Regions from separate parts of the Homo sapiens genome. Here regions 2 and 3 are each linked to region 1. A link is a contact called in ENCODE Hi-C or POLR2A ChIA-PET data. All regions are on one chromosome and are shown on one strand. Each heading gives the region's core, a stretch centred on a gene start or an enhancer-like site at or near the end of the contact. The rest is flanking DNA. Distances are from core to core; before and after follow the strand shown. Region 1 holds the start of JPT2 (Jupiter microtubule associated homolog 2). Region 2 holds the start of GFER (growth factor, augmenter of liver regeneration). Region 3 holds the start of UQCC4 (ubiquinol-cytochrome c reductase complex assembly factor 4).

Evidence for each region. Hi-C counts contacts between places; a loop is a spot of excess contacts on that map. ChIA-PET counts read pairs that join two places held with the same protein, here RNA polymerase II (POLR2A). Pooled maps may share reads with other maps.
Region 2: a pooled map shows a loop between it and region 1 (10-fold over the local background). The contact joins the promoter of GFER here to the promoter of JPT2 in region 1. A Hi-C loop is called at or near these places in 5 of 50 pooled maps. POLR2A ChIA-PET finds 5 or more read pairs at or near these places in 6 of 52 experiments (B cell, MCF 10A, WTC11 and 3 more).
Region 3: a loop to region 1 is called in a map of CD8-positive, alpha-beta T cell, with 12 times the contacts of the local background. The contact joins the promoter of UQCC4 here to the promoter of JPT2 in region 1. A Hi-C loop is called at or near these places in 4 of 168 maps with a recorded cell type or tissue (CD4-positive, alpha-beta T cell, CD8-positive, alpha-beta T cell and naive thymus-derived CD4-positive, alpha-beta T cell), 13 of 37 single-sample maps with no recorded cell type and 15 of 50 pooled maps. POLR2A ChIA-PET finds 5 or more read pairs at or near these places in 12 of 52 experiments (CD4-positive, alpha-beta T cell, CD4-positive, alpha-beta memory T cell, CD8-positive, alpha-beta T cell and 7 more).

What each region holds. Positions count from the first base shown.
Region 1 is chr16:1,675,698-1,680,508 of GRCh38, reverse strand. JPT2 (Jupiter microtubule associated homolog 2) reads right to left here and starts at 2,230. Exons shown (of 5, transcript NM_144570.3): 1 at 2,153-2,230. The coding sequence starts at 2,196. CRAMP1 (cramped chromatin regulator 1) reads right to left here. Exons shown (of 21, transcript NM_020825.4): 21 at 2,601-4,811. RefSeq lists silencers at 1,814-2,173, 2,204-2,603 and an enhancer at 1,738-2,373.
Region 2 is chr16:1,982,615-1,987,425 of GRCh38, reverse strand. It overlaps GFER (growth factor, augmenter of liver regeneration), which reads right to left and starts at 3,233. Exons shown (of 3, transcript NM_005262.3): 1 at 2,950-3,233; 2 at 2,483-2,679; 3 at 1-1,560. The coding sequence starts at 3,207. The coding sequence ends at 1,398. It overlaps TBL3 (transducin beta like 3), which reads right to left. Exons shown (of 22, transcript NM_006453.3): 22 at 4,497-4,811. RefSeq lists silencers at 2,942-3,481, 4,502-4,694.
Region 3 is chr16:1,418,187-1,422,997 of GRCh38, reverse strand. UQCC4 (ubiquinol-cytochrome c reductase complex assembly factor 4) reads left to right here and starts at 2,251. Exons shown (of 2, transcript NM_001272051.2): 1 at 2,251-2,306; 2 at 2,386-3,246. The coding sequence starts at 2,275. The coding sequence ends at 2,752. RefSeq lists enhancers at 1,559-1,961, 1,251-2,104, 2,078-2,237, 2,488-2,537, 2,548-2,617 and 1 more.

The DNA.
Region 1 (4,811 bases), core at 981-3,480:
CCAGTGATACCTCATCATCCAGTTCAGACCGGCTTTCCTTCCTCACCATCCTAAAAGGAAGAGTTTTCTCCCTTTCTCAACACCTTGTCCAGAAACCAGTCCCCCAGGGTAGTGTGAGTATGACTTTAGTGCGGCCCTGTGCAGCTAACTTCTGGAGCGTGAAAGTCAATATAAAAACATCGGCGTCGCTCAGGGTGATAATAAACACCATCATTTACCGGGCAGCCAGTGCCAGGCAGCACAAACAAAAAGGAAACGTACTAAATGCACACAACTGGGACAGGGCTGGGGATGCAGTCCCTCCCCCCACTGATGTGGGTGGTGCAAAACTCTGGCCACCAGGAACCAGAAACCGGATTCGCTCTGAGCACTAGTTTAAACTCCTGGTCCCACATCGGTGCAGACCTAGGCATAATAATCACTGTTCCATGGATGAAGGGCTGTTTCTTTGAGACGGAGTCTTGCTCTGTCATCCAGGCTGGAGTGCAGTGGTGTGATCTCGGCTCACTGCAAGCTCCGCCTCCCGGGTTCACACCATTCTCCTGCCTCAGCCTCTCAAGGAACTGGGACTACAGGCACCCGCCACCCCACACCCGGCTAATTTTTTCGTATTTTTAGTAGAGACGGGGTTTCACCGTGTTGGCCAGGATGGTCTCGATCTCCTGATCTCGTGGTCCACCTGCCTCGGCCTCCCCAAGTGCCGGGATTACAGCCGTTGAGTCACTGCACCCTGCCACGGGTAATTATTTGGTTACAAGTATTACTGAATACTGACCTAACTCCCTCAAATCTAAAGGGTTTTTTTTTTTTTTGAGACGGAGTCTTGCTCTGTCGTACAGGCTGGAGTGCAGTGGCATTATCTTGGCTCGCTGCCACCTCTGCCTCTGGGTTCAAGTGATTCTCCTGTCTCAGCCTCTCCAAGTAGCTGGGACTACAGGCACACACCACCACGCCTGGCTAATTTTTGCATTTTTAGTAGAGACGGGGGTTTCACCATGTTGGCCAGGCTGGTCTCGAACTCTTGACCTCACGTGACTCGCCCACCTCAGCCTCCCAAAGTGCCGTGATTACAGGTGTGAGCCACCACGCCCGGCCAATCTAAAGGGTTTTTATTTTTAGCAAGTTGGAGCAATTCTTTTACTTAGTATTTATTCAATATAGTATTTGTCTTCACTTGATCATAGCCAAAAGGCTGAGAAGCAATATAGTATTGGTCTTAACAGTCATGGCACACATATTCTCTTCTACTTCTCTGGCGAGGCTGTGCCACAGAGGGGCTCATCATACAGAAAACCTCAGGCATCTGAAGACCCAAACTTCACAATGCAAGTTTACTGCTCAAGTGGCACGAAAGACCTTGTAAGCTCTGTCCCTCTAATTCATGCGAGTCCCAATACCCAAAGAGTGCTTTAAAAGTTCAAAAACATAAGAAAAGTGTGCTCAGTGTTCCTGGCTATTAAAGCTGAGTCAGGATATCTTCGTCCCAATCCACTTCTTCCTACAGCGAAGCCCAGGAGCGCCATCCACCTTCCCAGGAGATAGAACTGACTCTTCCCCAGACGCCCTGGCACTTTCCAAAGGAAGTGGACTCACATGAACTAGTGGAAGCGCGGCCATGGGCAGGGCACAGGCCACACACACACCAGGGACACGGGCACACGGCCACACGCACAGGAGCGGGGGCATGGCCAGACACCCCCCACGAACACATCGCCGCACACCCCTTAGGGACACCCCCCCGGGAACATGGACACGCATCCCACAGACAAAATGGGCCGCACCCACGGGCACACCCCGCCCCCAGGAAACCCCCCACGGAACGCACCACACGGAACGCGGGCGCCCAGGCGCGAGGGAGCGCAGCCCGCCCTCCACACAGCTTTGTTCCCAGAGCCCGGGCGCCCCTCCCCGCCCTCGGCCTCGGTCGCGGGCAGCTCTCCACAGCCCGGGCCTCAGCGAGCGGCCCCTCGGGCTTCGGGCCTCGGTCTGGCGGCGGCGCAGAAAGGCGGGCGGCGGCCCCGAGGGCCTCTGTGAGGTCGCCCTGCCCCCCAACCCCACCCCAACCCCACACGGCTGGTGGACGCCCTGGGCTGGCCCGCTCCCGCCACGTGGTCGCGCTATCCGCCCGCCTCCCGTGTGCCCCGCGCCGCACCTGGAGCCGGCGCGGCCGCCCTCGCTATCCGGGACCTGGAACATGTCGACCGCCGCCACCCTCAGCTCGCCGCGCGCCGTTCCCGCCCGCCCAGCGCAGGTACTCAAGGCCGCCCGCCAGCGCCCATTGGGCGCCAAGACGCCAATCATCCCTCCGCAGCCTATCTCAGCGCGGCCACCGCCCCTCACGCCCACCCCCGACGACTTAGGCTTTGAACGGTCGGCGCCGCGCCCGCAGCCGATTGGGGAAGGCGACGCCGCTCGCGGAGGTGGGAGCTCGCATTGGGCGGCGGGCCGGGCGGGCCCTGGGACGGCCGCGCCCTCGGGAGGAAGCCCGGTCTGCGGGAGCCCGCGAGCCGACCGCGGGGCCGCACCTGGGCCGCACCTGCCCGACCAGGGACTGCGGGCATGGGCGCGCGGCCCTGAAGAACAGGCACAAACGACAGTCCTTAGATCAACATTAGTATGTATTTATGCACAATAAAAACATTTACAAGTTGAACTGGAAATTTAAACAGAAGTTTAACAGCTCTTATTATATTAAATAACCAAAACACCTTTTATTCCCAAAATTGGTAAAGAATAAATAATATAATTTACAATATGGTACAAAAAATAACCAGGAAAGGCAGGCATTCTGCTTTATACATACACTGTATATGCATATTTATAATCTATAAAACAAATTCATATCTGAAACGAGCGGAGGCCTCGCTATGGCTTAACCGAGTAAGAGAGAGAAGGGGAGCGGGGCGCGGGAGGCAGGGCCAGGGGCTGGGCTCCCCACACCTCACCCACCCCAAGGACACGCAGCCACTGTGACATCAGGAGAGCGCTGACAGCCGCGAAGGGTGTGCTGTGGGTTTTTTTCCTTCGTTGTAAATTACTCTTTCCTTGCTTTCTTTTTTTAACTTGAGACCCAGTTTCGCTCTTCTTGCCCAGGCTGGAGTGCACTGGCGCGATCTCGACTCACTGCAACCTCCGCCGCTGAGGTTCAAGTGATTCTCCTACCTCAAGTCTCCTCAGTAGCTGGGATTATGGGCATGCGCCACCACGCCCGGCTAATTCTGTACTTTTAGTAGAGACAGGGTCTCTCCATGTTAGTCAGGGTGGTCTCATACTCCCCACCTCAGGTGATCCGCCCGCCTCGGCCTCCCAAAGTGCTGGGATTACAGGCGTGAGCCACTGCGCCCGGCCTCCTTCCTTGTTTTCTTAAGACAAAGTGCTGTATTTCCTGACAAATGCATCGGCTAGAGCTCAAGGTTTAAAGAGAAAACACAACTGTCTTCCTCCTCCCTCATTCCCGGTGTCTTATGCCCCACAACTTTCTTTGCAGAAGAAATTTTGAATTCAATGCTGTGATCTAATTAAAGATGCTATTAAACTAAAAAGGTTATCCACCAGAAATGAGGCCACGGCCTCTCATGCCCAGAACCTGGAGGTGCGGCAAAGCAAGGAGGCCAACCGCGGAAACGCCGCCAACACCCCACTCCCTGAGCTGGCACCCTACAGCTACAAGACACAGAAGGACAAAACAGCCAGGAAGCCACGAACTAGGCATCCCCCGAGGCACGCAATGCCCGCTTATCACTGCACATCCACAACAGAATTGAGGCCAGAGGACTAACTTCCCTGGACCACAGATGCTCTGTCCCAATCTCCAGAAAAGACGAATCAACAGAAAGATCCCAGGCAACGTCAGAGGGATTCAGGAAAGCTTTTTCTAAGAAACTGATCTCATCTTAATTACAGCATGCTCAAATGCACAAAGGAAGCCACAGGCTCATACTTAGACGATCACCGCTTCTGTTGGAAAGGCAGAAGATGCAGGAAGTCTCTGTTTGGATCTTTTGAAAATTCCAGCCTTTAACAGTTGCCTATGTTTGCACATAAATATTCATTTAGGCCAGAAGAAAATGTATCCATTGTTTTTCTGCAACAAATGACACCATTTTCCCTTAATGTGGCAAGCAAATGCGTATCACCTGTCTAGTTACTAGAGAAGCAGAATCCTCTAGAACTCTTGTCAGCTTTATTACAGGAGAGGAGTCAGCCCGTCCTCCTCCCTAACCCATCTCCCCACTGGATGGCAATGGCTGCAGTTGGCTGCTCCCAGGAGTCTACGCTGGAGAACCAAGTGGTAGGTGCTGTCTAAAGAGCCTACGAAAGCAGACTCTGACCTCCAAAACTTCACCCCACTGAGTTGTCAGGGGCTAACAGGTACCCTGACAGGCAGTTCACAAACCCTCCTGTCCCTGGCACAGTGCACACAGCTCAGTGCTGTTGGGACTTGGCATCTCTGGTCTAGCCTGTGGGAGTATGAGAAAGCTAGCAGTGGCCTGAACTCGGCCTGGTATCCTAACCCTCTAGAGACGCAGCAAAGCCAGATGCCCAGAGGGAGATCTCCTTGTCTTCTCTGGCTCAATGAGATGCTAATTTTGGAAGCTGGTATACGTAGCACAAAACACAAGCTAGTGTAAAGATGCTGTAGTTCAAACACTGCTGTCTCTCTCCTAATCAAGTGGCATGTTTCTTTTTTCACCCCTAAGAGGTTTGGGACTGTTTGCTTAAGATCTCATGTCAATGTCTGAAGGAGGGAAGCCAGCTCAGGCAAGAGCTCTAAGAAAAACTCGTGAGACAAAAGAAGGAAGCTCTTGCCT
Region 2 (4,811 bases), core at 1,984-4,483, 310 kb before region 1:
CTGGTGGGGACATAGCAGCTCCCTCCATGGAGGCCTGAGGCGGCCATGCCAAGGTGGGCCTGCGCCCAGGGAAAGGCTGAGACTCCTGGAGGATAGAGGTCCCTGGAGTTTTATGACCACAGGACACACTGTTGCTGGGCTGCTCTGGCTGGGGAGGCCCAAAGGCTGGGTCCCAGTCACCCCCCACCTTGCTGCACTCAGCCTTCTCCATCTCTGACCCACACGGCGGCTCCCAGCAGTCTCCTCGGACTCCATCCTCACCCCATGAGTTCTCTGGCTCTCCCTTTAACGTACCCCGCATCTGTCCCCGCCGTGGGGTGGGTCTTCCTCTTGGTGGTCACTCGGTGACTGCCCCGGCTTCCTCCCCACCCCTCCTGTTCCACCCTTACCTGCCTCATCCCAGCTCAGCAGCCAGAGGACCCTTCAAAGCCACATCACTCCATGCCATCCCCTGGCTCCAAACCCGCCAAGAACTTCCTGTCAGGGGAACTAGGGGTAGAAGCCATGGCTTTGCTGGGGCCTTGGAGACCTCGTGCCGTCTGGCCTCCCAGTACTCCTACATCAGCTACTCTGGCCCCCCTGCCCCAACCAATCAACGTCCTTGCTGTTCCTGGCTCACTCTCACCCTGTGGTCTCTCTCTCCTGAGGAACCAGGACCCCAGCAGGAAATGCAGCTGAGCACAGAGGGATGGAACAAGCCCTGTCTACTGCTTTATTAAGCCCCAGCAGAAAATATACTGAAGCCAGGTTCTCAGTCACTTCAGCGTTTCATTTGGGCTTCAAACTCTGATGAAGTGAGCCCCACGAATCCCCTGTGGACAGGCATGACACAACGCTGGCAGGCATGTGCCAGGCAGGGAGAGGGTAGGATGGCTGGTGGACCCTCAGAAAGACCCGACCTGAGCTTTCCCTGTAGGGACTGAGCAGAGTGGAGAATTGAGCCCCCTAAAGTGAGCAGCACAGAGCCATGGGGGGCAGGGGCATCCCTGGCTGCATAGTGGGAAGGCAATGGCCTGGCCGCCAGGGACAGGCACAGGGATGCCCAGCCAGGCCCGCTGTCTTCCCGTGTGAGGAGTGAGGCGCCAGGGTATGCGGTGGGCAGGAAGCTACATCCTGAATGTCAAGGGGCAGCCCAGGCTGCTCCTCCTTCCCTCCCCTGCAGTTCAGCTGCAGCTCCTTGGGGTCTCCACTGAGGAGGGGGCCAGTGGGTACCTGCTGTGGGCACCTCCACTTCTGCTCCAAACCTAAGAGGGGCAGGGCAGGTCCCCACAGGCAGTGTCCTGGGGACCACCCAACTGAGACACAACAGGCTCTGGCTGTGATGCACTTTAATGAGTGCCCTGCCCCTATCCAACCATGCCTGGCTAGCTGTCCCATGAGCTCTGGCTGACCACCCTCTAGTCACAGGAGCCATCCTTCCAGCCGTCGCGCCAGCGCTCATCCACTTTTGAGCAGTCGAAGTCAGGCTTGCCCAGCTTGCGGTTCACTTCATTGTGCAGGTGGCACAGCCACTGTGTGAAGCATGCCCGGGTGCGGGTGTCTGGGTGGTTCCTGCACAGCCTGTGTAGGGAGAGCAGGTAAAGAATGAGAGGACGCAGCGGCTCCACTGCCCCTGCCAGTTCCCTGTCTGCTGTCAAGGAAGGAGAGCTGGGGCACTGCTGTGAACTACACCTGGGAGTGCCCTTATGCTCCAAGGTACAGGCACTCCCAGAACAGGGCTGACCCTGCAGCTCCCCGGGTGTGATGAACTCCCAGGGCTGCGCAAACACCCACCTGGACAGCTTGGCAAACTCCAACGAGGCCTCAAGGCAACACATTACAGCACAGACCTGGCAATTTTATAAGCTCCTAACACCCAGGAAGCGGCATCCAGTGTCCCTGGCCTCAGGCAGAGTGTGGCCTGGGTGGGGCTGGGCACAGCCTTGTAACTGAAAACTGGACTTGTTTCTTAGCATCTGAGGGCAGGCCCTGGTGCGTCAGTTCAGCAAGAGACTTCATTCTAACTGACCAGCCTTATAGCAACAATGGCGGCTCTACCCTATACATCTGGCCTAGAAACACCTGCAAGGGCCAGTGCTGGCTCTTGGATCCCTCAGTGAGGAAGAGATGGCTCTTGGGAGCAAAAGCAGTGGATTTCCAAGATTTTAAAACCAGAAGTCCTACTCTAGAAGTCAGGCAAAGTGGAGTCTTCCCTAACTTGCGGGAAACCGCCTTCAGTGCCAGACAAGGCAGGGAATCCCTTCCTGGAAGCCCTGTGGCTGTGGCAGGAGCAGTACCCAGCAGCAGATCCCGACAGCTTGGCTTCTGAGACGAGAGGAGGAGGCTCAGATAGCCCCAGTCCTCACCTGTTGGAGGTCCCTGCTCCTCAGCAAACTTCTGCCACCTCTGCATCCGTTTCTCTACGTTCCCCGCTATAACGTCAGCCAGGAGCCCCAGGCCCAGGCTCCAGTGCAAAGCTCTGCTGCGTGCAAACACATCTTACCTTTTTCTTAGGTCTTCAGCACACTCCTCACAGGGGTAAAACTTAGAAAATAAATGTATGAACTGGGCCATGTCTTGCTGCTGTTCTGGGGTGGGCAGGTCGGGGTAGTAGGCGGCCAGGGTGTGGAGGACAGCCCAGCTGTGGCGGCCCAGTTCCTCGCGATCCGGCGGGCAGTCCTCCCTAAACTTGGTGTCCCGCTGCGGAAGCAGGCCGACCGAGAGTGAGTTCATTCTCCGAACAAAGGCGCCCAAAGCTCCCCACTGTACGGCCCAGCCGGTGGCCCACTGGACTCCGGCCAAAGTCCTGCAGACGATCCAACCCACGCGCGGATGAAGGCTGTAAGGCCGGGCCTACCCGGGGGGCAAGGTTCAGGGACAGGCAACCCTGGGAAGCTCTGCCGGGGTACCTGGGCGGGGGCGGGGACAGGGGCTGCGCGGGGCTGGGAGAAATCGGGCAGGGAACTGCACCTTCTGCTGCGTCCGCATCCACGTCTTGAAGTCGACGCAGGCCCGGCACGGCCGCCTCCGGGAGGCGTCCTCGGCGACAGGAGAATCGGAGGTCGGCGCCTGGGCTGGCGTCGAGGCCGAGGCGGCCGCGTCTCTCCGCCCCGCGCCCCGGCCCCGCGCGTCGGTCGCCAGGTCGTCCATCATCTCGGAGCGCGCGCCCCCCGGCAGGAAGAAGAGGTTCCCGCCGTGGAAGCGGCCCCGCTCGCCGGGCGCCGCCATGTTGCCCGCGCAAGGCCTGCCGGGTCAGCTCGGCCTCCAGATGAGCCTCCAGGTCAGCCTCCAGGCCAGCGCGCGGCCACAGGAGCCGGAGGCGCGCGCCGTGCTCGCGGGGGCCGGGCCCGAGCCGGGGCTGGGGGCAGAGTCGGGGGCGGTGCCTGCTTGCGGGCCCGTGTGGAGGCGGAGCCAGAGGCCGCGGCGCTGGCCGGGCCCGAGGACAGGGGCGGGGACGGAGCAGGAGGGTCGGACCCTGCTGGCGCCCTCAGGCGTCGATCCGCGGCGCACGCAGGGGTTGCGCCGTCCGTGGCGGCCGTCCCGCTTTCTCCAGTAAAAGAGCAGTGTGTGGCGCAAGGTGCGCCTCGGCCGCGCTGTGGACCCGAGCTGACACCCAGGCAAAGTCCGTGTTGCGGCCCGCGACGTCCCCATCGCTCCGTTCTGAGTGTCCTGCGTGCCTGCGGCCAGGCTTTGTGCCCTCCGCTGAGGGGCGCGTCCACCCGCTGGCTGCCAAGCGCTCTCTCAACGCGGGCCGGGCGTGACCGCACAGATTGCGGCGCGCGCTAGGGTCCTGGGCTCTTGTCCCCTCCCTGGCGCCATGGCAACGGGCGTCTGGCAACGCAGGGCGCGGCGCGGCCGCAGAGGGTTGGCGCGTGCCTTGGGCTCCCTGGCGCCCCTCGCCGGCTGTCGCGGATCCTAGAGCCTGGGATGAGGGGTCGGGCTCCCGGTTGGAGCGGCCTCTGGGATTCCTGTGCCTCCTTGCGTTCATTTATCCATTCCGCTATTATTTGCGCAGTGACCGCTCTGTTCCAAGCGCTGTTCCAAGTGCTGGGCAGAGCAGGGAACACAATTCTGTTCCCTGACCTTCTCTGTTCATAATCCAGTGGTCAAGACAGGAAAAAAAAACAAGGACTCACACTCATAAATGTTCACGTACAAACTGGTGGGTCCATGCAAGGGTGTAGTAAATCTGGAAGGCCTCCTTGAGGAGGTGACCCTTTCTGAAGGATGAGGAATCAGCTGAGGAGCGCCTTCGAGACCAAGCCCAAGGTGGCAGGGTCTTGGCATTTTGCAGGAACAAAAACGCCAGTGGGACGCTAGGGAGGGTTGTAAGGTGGGAGGGGAGATCCAGGGACGGACAGGGGCCCACCAAAGACTTGGTCGGCAGCTTCGGGGATTGGGAATTTATTATAACGGTAGGAGGGAAGATGCTAGACAGTTTTGGGCAAGGTTACCCAATCTGATCCCATTTCAGTTTGCTGCAGATTCCGCTGGCTATCATATGGGGAGTGGATTTCTTTTTTTTTTTTGAGACAGGGTCTTGTTCCGTTACCCAGGGTGGAGTGCAGTGGCGCGATCTTGTTCACTGCAGCCGCGACTGCTTAGGCTCAAGTGATCTCCCACCTCAGCCTCCCAAGTAGACTACAGGCACACGCCACCACGCCCAGCTAATTTTTGTATTTTTGGGGGGCACAGATGGAGGTCTCAACATGTTGCCCAGACTGGTCTCGAACTCCTGAGCTCAAGCAATCCCCCTGCCTCGGCCTCCCAAAGTACTTGGATTACAGGTGAGGCACTGTGTCTGTCCTTGGAGTGGATTTTGTAGGGGCAAG
Region 3 (4,811 bases), core at 1,002-3,501, 260 kb after region 1:
GGCCAACATGGGGAAAACCCATCTCTACTAAAAACACAAAAAAATTAGTTGGGTGTGGTGGTGCCCACATGTAATCCCAGCTACTTGGGAGGCTGAGGCCGGAGAATCGCTTGAACCCGGGAGGCAGAAGTTGCAGTGAGCCTAGATCCCACCATTGCACTCCAACCCTGGCGATGAGAATGAAACTCCTCCTCAATAAATAAATAAGTAAATAAATAAAGGCTGGGCGTGGTGGCTCACGCCTATAATCCCAGCACTTTTAGAAGCCAAGGCCGGCGGATCACCTGAGGTCAGGAGTTCGAGACTAGCCTGGCTAACATGGTGAAACCCCGTCTCTACTAAAAATACAAAAATTAGCCAGGCTTGGTGGTGGGCGCCTGTGGTCCCAGCCAGTCAGGAAGCTGAGGTGGGAGAATCACTTGAGCCCGGGAGGCAGAGGTCTAAGTGCCGAATGGGTTCAACTTGCCTGCTGCCTAGAGAGAGCCAATTTATCAAGACAGGGGGAGTGCAATAGAGAAGGAGTAATTCACGCAGAGCTGGCTGTGCGGGACACAGGAGTTCTATTATTACTCAAATCAGTCAGCCGGAGCATTTGGGGATAGGAATTTTTAAAGATAATTTGGAGGGTAGAGGCTTGGGAAGTGGGGAGTGCTGGTTGGTCAGGTTGGAGATGGACTCACGTTCAGACTCTTCTGTTCCTGGCGGGCATGGCAGAACCGGTTGGGCCAGATGACCGGTCTGGGTGGTACCAGCTGATCCATCCAGTGCACGCTCTGCTAAATATTTCAGGCACTGATCTTTGAGCTTAGGTTTTTGTTGTTGTTGTGCTTTTTGAGACAGAGTCTTGCTCCGTCACCCAGGCTGGAGCACAATGGCATGATCTTGGCTCACTGCAACTTCCACCTCCAGGGTACAAGCGATTCTTCTCCTTCAGCTTCCCAAGTAGCTGGAACTACAAGCGAGCGCCACCACCCCAGGCTACTTTTTGTATTTTTAGTAGAGACAGGGTTTCACCATACTGGCCAGGCTGGTCTCAAACTCCTGACCTCGTGATCCACCCGACTTGGCCTCCCAAAGTGCTGGGATTACAGGCGTGAGCCACCACACCCGGCCTGATCTTAGATTTTACAATAGTGATGTTATCCCCAGGAGCAATTTGGGGAGGTTCAGACTCTTTTTTTTTTTCAGACTGAGCCTCGCTCTGTCGCCCAGGCTGGAGTACAGTGGCTCCATCTCGGCTCACTGCAACCTCTGCCTCCCAGGTTCAAGCGATTCTCCTGCCTCAGCCTCCCGAGTAGCTGGGACTACAGGCGCCCGCCACCACGCCCGGCTAATTTTTTGTATTTTTAGTAGAGACAGGGTTTCATCGTATTAGCCAGGATGGTCTCGATCTCCTGACCTCATGATCTGCCCGCCTCGGCCTCCCAAAGTGCTGGGATTACAGGCGTGAGCCACGGCGCCCGGCCAATTTCTAATTTTGCAGCTGATTTATTAGTCCTGCAAAGGCAGACTGGTCTTCAGGCAAGACGGGGGTTTTTTCTGGAAAGGGCTGTTGACTTTGATTCAGAGTGAAACCATGAACTGAAATCCTTCCCAAAGTTAGCTCTGCCCACGCCCAGGAATGAACCAGGACAGCTTAAGGGTGGGAAGCACGACGGAGCCCCTTAGGTCTCATCTCTTCCACTGTCATTTCCTCAGTGATAATTTTTGCAAAGGCGGTTTCAGAGGCCGCAGTGACGTGAGATCGCGCCACTGCACTCCAGCCTGGGCGACAGAGAGAGTCCCTGTCTCACGAAAAGAACTAAACGGAAAAAAAAAAAAAAAAAAAATAGGGCGGTGCCACGGCCTTCGGGGAAGCCGGCAGAGAGGTGCGGGCGCCCAGCCCAGGGCAGGCGGGCAGGGCTGAGGGCGCGGATCCCCAACCAGGCCCCGCGCACCTTCATGACGGTTCAGAACTGCTCCGAGGCAAACTCAGACAACTCTCTGAGGACAACGTCCGCCCCCGCGGCGCCCGCCTCTCTTCGGGGCCAGGGACCGGGGTGTCGGTCCTATTCGAAAGGGACGGAGAACTACATTTCCCGGCATGCCATCGCGCACTCCGGGCCTGCGACGGAAAGAGCTCTTCGCAGCCGAACGTCATTTCCGCTGCGCTACTGGGACCACGTTCTGTAGTCGTGAGCGGAGGCCTGGTATGGCGCCCGGTTTCCGGTTTCCGGCGACGGAAGTGACGCTATCACGGCGCGCCAAGGCGTCAGTCGAGGAGTCAAGGCAGCAATGAATCGTGTCTTGTGTGCCCCGGCGGCCGGGTGAGCTCCTCAAGGTCTCGGAGGGCCGAGGGCAGACACCGGCGGGCGGGCGGAGCGCTTACTGCTCTCTCTCTTCCAGGGCCGTCCGGGCGCTGAGGCTCATAGGCTGGGCTTCCCGAAGCCTTCATCCGTTGCCCGGTTCCCGGGATCGGGCCCACCCTGCCGCCGAGGAAGAGGACGACCCTGACCGCCCCATTGAGTTTTCCTCCAGCAAAGCCAACCCTCACCGCTGGTCGGTGGGCCATACCATGGGAAAGGGACATCAGCGGCCCTGGTGGAAGGTGCTGCCCCTCAGCTGCTTCCTCGTGGCGCTGATCATCTGGTGCTACCTGAGGGAGGAGAGCGAGGCGGACCAGTGGTTGAGACAGGTGTGGGGAGAGGTGCCAGAGCCCAGTGATCGTTCTGAGGAGCCTGAGACTCCAGCTGCCTACAGAGCGAGAACTTGACGGGGTGCCCGCTGGGGCTGGCAGGAAGGGAGCCGACAGCCGCCCTTCGGATTTGATGTCACGTTTGCCCGTGACTGTCCTGGCTATGCGTGCGTCCTCAGCACTGAAGGACTTGGCTGGTGGATGGGGCACTTGGCTATGCTGATTCGCGTGAAGGCGGAGCAGAATCTCAGCAGATCGGAAACTGCTCCTCGCCTGGCTCTTGATGTCCAAGGATTCCATCGGCAAGACTTCTCAGATCCTTGGGGAAGGTTTCAGTTGCACTGTATGCTGTTGGATTTGCCAAGTCTTTGTATAACATAATCATGTTTCCAAAGCACTTCTGGTGACACTTGTCATCCAGTGTTAGTTTGCAGGTAATTTGCTTTCTGAGATAGAATATCTGGCAGAAGTGTGAAACTGTATTGCATGCTGCGGCCTGTGCAAGGAACACTTCCACATGTGAGTTTTACACAACAACAAATGAAAATAAATTTTAATTTTATAATATGGGATTAGATGATTCCCTTTTTTTGCATCTAGTTTTTAAAAAGGGGGTATTTGGGCAGCTATTGTTTTTTATTTTAATCTCTTCTTGTTTACCAGAGCACGTAAGTTAGTTGCACCAGCAGCTATTTTTAAAAGTTTCCTTTTCCGGTCGGGCGCGGTGGCTGACGCCTGTAATCCCAGCACTTTGGGAGGCTGAGGCGGGCGGATCACGAGGTCAGGAGATCGAGACCATCCTGGCCAACACGGTGAAACCCTGTGTCTACTAAAAAATACAAAAAATTAGCCGGGCGTGGTGGCGGGCCCCTGGAGTCCCAGCTACTCCGGAGGCTGAGGCAGGAGAATGGCGTGAACCCTGGAGGCGAAGCTTGCAGTGAGTCGAGATCGCGCCACTGCACTCCAGCCTGCACGACAAAGCGAGACTCCGTCTCAAAAAAAAAAAAAAAGTTTCGTTTTCCTTTTTTTTTTTTTTTCCAGAGTGGGAACTGAGGAAAGAAACCTACATATATATTACCGAATAGTACCAGAAATGAGGAACTTTTGCAGTTTTCTGCAAAACTTTTTAAGCAAGGCAACCATTTTCTGAGTAGAATACAACTAGTGAGTATTTCTTTTCACAAATGATGGGCACTATTTTGGGTTACCTAAGTGATTGTTTTTTGTTTTTTTGTTTTGTTTTGTTTTGTTTTTATTTTTGAGACAGGGTCTCACTCTGTCTCCCAGACTGGAGTGCAGTGGCACAATTTTGGCTCACTGCAACCTCTTGTCTCCTGGGTTCAAGCAGTTCTTCTGCCTCAGCCTCCCGAGTAGCTAGAACTACAGGCTTGTGCCACCACACCCGGATAATTTTTAAATTTTCAGTAGAGACGGGCTTTTGGCATGTTGGCCAGGCTGGTCTCAAACTCCTGACTTCAAGTGATCTCTCCTCCTCGGCCTCTCACAGTGCTGGGATTACAGATGGGAGCCACCGCGCCCGGCCCCAGATTGTTTTCTCTTTTTTTTTTTGAGATTGAGTCTTGCTCTGTCACCTAGGCTAGAGTACAGTGGCTCCATCTTGGCTCACTGCAACCTCCACCTCCTGGGTTCAAGCGACTCTCCTGCCTCAGCCTCCAGGGTAGCTGGGATTACAGGCACGCACCGCCACACCCGTCTAATTTTTGTATTTTTAGTAGAGACGGGGTTTCGCCATGTTGGCCAGGCTGGTCTCAGATTCCTGACCTCAAGTGATCTGCCCGCCTTGGCCTCCCAAAGTTCTGGGATTATAGGCATGAGCCACTGCGCCCGGTCAATTGTTTTCATACATATATACCTATACATGTTTCAGAGACATGCAGCAGATCCCAAGTGCCTCCAGGGCAGCGATCTGGGAGGGCTTTTCCAGTTGCTGACCTCACACCTGTGCCGTAGACAGACCCAAGGCCAGCTGGGGATGGTGGGCGGATCTTCCCTACTCCTGGAGTTTTCAAAGGATGGCAACAGAGCAGGTTGATAGGTGAACAGTTAATTCAGTACAGTTAGTATTTATTATTATTTTTTGAGATGGAGTCTTGCTCTGTTGCCCAGGCTGGAGTGC